2 separate regions of the Homo sapiens genome follow, and region 2 is linked to region 1. The links are chromatin loops, found by intact Hi-C in ENCODE. Cell type or tissue: IMR-90. All regions are shown on one strand. Region 1 has its middle 66 kb from the start of GEMIN8. Region 2 overlaps GLRA2 (glycine receptor alpha 2).

Region 1 (2,500 bases):
AATGTTTCTATTTTTATTAAATATTTCTACCTAAGAGTAAAATTAGTTTTCACTGGGGAGAAGAGCACCATAGGTATAAAGATACTCAAGACGCGTATATAAATCTTCTGACGCCAATAGTTCTGTTCAAACCCTCACTTCCAGGTCAAAAAGAAAACCACGGCCTTGATAAAGACCCCACTGGAAGACTTTTATAATAAATTAGCCAATGTATGGGGTATACTGCCTTCATTCCCAAATTCTTCTGTTTGGAAAAATAAATTCTATAACACTTCACTCATATGAGAAAGGAAATGGATGTGACAATTGTACAATTTTGAGAAATAGAAGCTCTTAAGAGTAGCTTTTTAGATATCCATTGAAATCATACCCAATTTTTAGGTCACATTTTTTTTCTGGCTCTGTCTCCTTTTCAAGTAAGAGTGATTGGGTTGAAGATGTGGCTTTGCAGAGTTTGACTGAAGCAAACCTGCTGTTTCTTTAGTCATGTGCCTATCCCGATCACCACCTTTCCCAGATCCTTATGCCTAAGGTGAGAACTCACATGGCCAGTGAAATTACAAGCTATAGTGGACCACTGGCGTTTCTACAACAGTCTCTGAGCAGAACCCTAGGGTCCTCAGCAAAGCAAGGTATCTCCTTAGCAGTGGTGGCTTTGAGAGGACAGGTCCCAGAGCATAGCAGACCAGACAAGGAAAGAGAAACAGGTCAAGCTTCTGCTGAAATGCTTGTGTTTATTTTTTCCTTAGAGGCTCAAGATTTTTAGTTTTCCATAATTAACCACGATACCGCTCCTCAAAGACGGAAAATGCCTAGGGAAATTGTACTTAGAAGGAAAAATCTGTAATGAATAAAATTTATTTTACATGGTAGATTACTGGGAAGCAAGAAAGTAAAAGGTACCGTTACTTCCGAGTTACAAGGAACGCAAAGATGTAGCACGTGACCTGTCCAGGGACATGCAGTGGTGCCTGTGCATGGTTTTCCAACTTGCAAGCCTAATGTTGTGATAGGTACAGTTGCTAAACAGTCTCTCGTGTTAACTGCTGACGTTCCAAATGAAGGCGGATGCAGGAAGGAATCAACCACGTTCTGCAGTGATCTCTGGCGGACATCTGCTGTCACTGCACCTCAATTATTCATGCGTACACTGGAGTGTACCAAGGGAAGAAGCATTCTGTGAAGACCAGAACTGGACGACGCCTTAAGATATGATCGAGTGTGAACCCCTCATTTTACAGAAGGAGAAAAATCAACTCTAGAAGAATGGGATGCTTCAGGGATGATTTAAAACCTTAAATAGCTTAGGTCTCTTTACCTCTTCAGGTGGCAAACTATCAAATAACAATAGGTGTACAGCTTCTACCTTAGGGACTTAACTATTTCCTCTAATCCTGCAAGGTGGATATTATTATTATTTTATTCCCCCAAATAAATTCACCTGGGTATAACAGTGAATAGGAATCTTTCTTCTACCCGGTCTCTCTCTGTCCCTTTTTTCTTTTCCCATTTATCTTTTCTCTGTACTTCTCAGGCATGCTAGAGGTATAAATGGCTATGCTGCTCAATCCATGTGACCAGATATTGGAAGGTGAGATCACTAGGCTCTGCTTCCCTGTAAGTGGTCTTTCCTGACATGGTGGCAAAGATGGCCTCTGGCAGTTTCAGATCTTTCTACCACTTTCATAAGCATAGTGGAGAAGAAAGCATTTTTCCTGAGCAATCCCCAGAGTCCTGCATAAGACTCTCCTAGTTCAGGCCTGGGCCATGTGACCACTCAGAATCAAGGCATGGGTCACCCTGTCTGGACCACATGGCTCCCCAACTGTATGCTGAGCAGGCGAATAAAAAATTACCTACTACATTCTGAGAAGTATAAAGGTGACTTCCACTCTGTTCTCCTAGGTGTTTTCAGGTCAAAATCCCTTCACGCTACAATTTAAAATTCCTCGGCCTTGGTGCCACCCTTCCAAGGAGGATCAGGTGTGCTCAACCATATCAGATAGCATCAAGGGCTAGAGAAAAAAATGGGCCAGGTATCTAAACCTTAAAGAATAACCAAGCAAAAATATTCATATAAATTAAAGTTTATATTTCTCACAGTACCTCTGAATCCACCAAATGGTCCGGATGTGGAGAAAGCTGGCTGGAGGGTCATAGGAAACAAGTGACATCATCACTAGTAGAAAACCTTTAGGCTGGTTCACACAAGAGACTTTTTCTCCTTTTCCACTCTGTGCCAAGTGTACTCTGTGAAAAGCAGTCACTAGCCCTTCAAGCCAAAACTCCAGCCACACACTGGCCTAAACACTGAAGAAATAAGGCAAACTCTGGCGAAGGACACAGACAAGGACACCTATTTTTAACATAGAGGCATGGAGGGTCACAAGAGCCTAGAAGAGGATGGGGTCGTGTCTGTCTAGAGATGACATCAACAAACATTTTCTCTAAAAGGCTGGATAGTAAATATTTTAGCCTTCAAGTGCCATATGGTCTCTGT
Region 2 (2,500 bases), 540 kb before region 1:
CACGCAGAACTATGAGTCAATTAAACTCTTTGCTTTATAAATTACCCAGTCTCGGGTATTTTATTATAGCAGTGTGAAAATGGACTAATACACCCTGTCATTCCTGCTTTTCGTAATTCTGTCTAAATACATCAGCTTAGATATTGCTGCCTCTCTTAAATCATTCATTTGTTGTTGTTGTTGTTGTTGTTTTAGAGATACAGTCTCACTCTGTCACTCAGGCTGCAGTGCAGTGGTGCAAGCATAGCTTACTATAACCTTGAACAACTAGGCTCAAGCTATCCTCCTGCCTCAGCCTTTCAAGTAGCTGAGACTACAGGTGTTCACCACCACACCCAGTTAATTTTTTATTTTTTGTGGAGTCAGGGTCTCATCATGTTGCTCAGGCTGGTCTCAAACTCTTGGCCTCAAGCAGTCCTCCCAACTCAGCCTCCCAAAGTGCTGGGATTATAGGCGTGAGGTGCTGCACCTAGCCAATTCATTGTATTTACAAATCAAGTATTAAGATATGAATCTCCCTTCTTTGACATCCCATGACACTTGTTTCTGGTCATCTTTGTGATATATCTATTGTTCTATGTTGTGTTTCTCTGCTTTTTTCCATTGGATCAGGGTTTTATTGGAACATAACCATGCTCATTTGTTTTCATGTTGTCTATGGCTGTCTTTGTGTAACAACTGCAGAGTTGAATAATTGTGACAGAGACCTTATGGCTTGCAAGCCTAAAATATTTACTATGTGGTCCTTTGCAGATGATGTTTGCTGACTCTTGTACTAGATCATAAATTCCTCATGGGGAAGAAACTATCTTATTATCTTTTTGACCTATTTAATACCTAATACAGTATGTGTACCTTGAATATTTATTAAATTGATTTAAACCAAATTAAAGTGAATATGTGATTTAGTGGCAGCATCCATGGCGTTAAGTATGAACCATTAAGAAAAATGGTTCGTTGACATGTAGAAAGAGGTTGCTGGATGGGAATAAGGTCCCCTACCCCCCAAAGCAGTCTACAGTGTATTATTTAAAAAGAGTTAAGAATCAGCAATTATAAGCCTAAATATGTTGAACGATATTACCTTGAAACAAACCTTTTGATGAAACATTTTGTAGAACAAAACTGATTTCTATTAGAATATTAATATTTATTACTGTACATACCAATTATTAATTCCTTTACAAAAATTTGTTCTCAGTCTTAGAGTTCATGGATGATATATTTAATAAATAGTCTTCATTGATTAGAACAACTGAACTAAGCATTTACAAGCTAATGCTAGTTGTGATAATTATTTCAATTATCTACATTGTCACATTCAATTTATTCACATTCCATGTCAAATTTTAAAAAGAAATCAAGGATTCAAAACCATGGCAGTGATTGCCACTTAACGTCAAGATGGAGTAACAGGGACCACATTTACCCTCCATCCTGAATCAACTAAAAAATTTGGTTAAAATATATTTGGAAAATGGTTTTTAAGGCAAAAGACATCAAGTAAAAAAGGGCAGTGATCCCTGAAAGGTAGGAAACAAATGAGGTTAGGCCTACTATTGTTCCAGTTTACTGTCTAGAGAAAGTTTCTAGGTCATGATGCAAGGAGGAGGAATCTAAGCAGAGCCCAACCAATTCCCAGAATTGAAAAGATGGATCTGAGGGTCTGTTGAGTCCACAGAAGCTGAAGTTCACAGAGAAGAGTACCAGAATGAAGACACTTGTATATATTGTCTTCATATACATTGTATATACATATATACATATACATATGTATGTCTATATATATACATATACATATGTATGTCTATATATGTCTACACACACAAGACAATATATACACACACATACACTCTCTCCCTCTGTCTATAGGGTGTATATGTATGTGTGAACTCCAGAGGTCTGCAGAGGATTCCTCTGGAGCACTCAGCAAAGTACTGATAAGTGCATGCATGTGAGAAGAGTAACTGAGGCTAGGGGAAGAATCTTCAAAAGAATTAGAGAAAACAGAACTTGCAGTTCTCAGTTCTTGTTTCCATAAGCCAGACTGGAAAAGTTGATCATTCATAAGGTATTAAATAGAGTGCTCAAAGGGGTCTTGCCTATCTAAAAAATCCTAAGAGCAAGACAAAAAAAAATCAAATTGTTCCAAGTAACTGTCCCAGAAAGTTTCAATTATATGTATATCCACCACCCAACAAGATAAAAACCACAATGTCTGGAATCTAATAAAAAGTTACCAGGCATACAAAGAAGCAAGAAATTAACACACATGATTAAGAGAAAAAGAAACCAATTGCAGCCAACCCAGAATTGACACAGATATTAGAATTAGCAGACAAGGACATCAAATCCTACTATAACTACATTCTATATGTTCAAAAAGCTAGATAAAAGAATGACTAGGTTAACAAGAGACATGGAAGACATAAAAAAGACCCAAATCAAATTTCTAGAGATGAGTACTGTGTCTGAGATGGAAAATATACTGAATTGAGAT

What was found. A loop is a pair of places that touch in the nucleus more often than their neighbours do. Peaks named below come from ENCODE experiments on the same cell type or tissue, not always from the same donor. Only the 100,000 strongest peaks of a DNase experiment are listed, where the experiment ranks them.
Region 2: it touches region 1 in a loop (6-fold over the local background); 2 of 110 quality-filtered maps call a loop at or near these places.

The regions. Positions count from the first base shown.
Region 1 is chrX:14,094,457-14,096,956 of GRCh38, reverse strand. No RefSeq gene overlaps it. Among named protein-coding and RNA genes, the nearest start is that of GEMIN8, 66 kb to the right of the region's middle. In IMR-90, a CTCF peak has its summit at 1,102; no DNase peak of the experiment used is centred here.
Region 2 is chrX:14,631,189-14,633,688 of GRCh38, reverse strand. The region is part of intron 7 of GLRA2 (glycine receptor alpha 2); the gene reads right to left. Among named protein-coding and RNA genes, the nearest start is that of GLRA2, 100 kb to the right of the region's middle. In IMR-90, no CTCF peak of the experiment used is centred here; no DNase peak of the experiment used is centred here.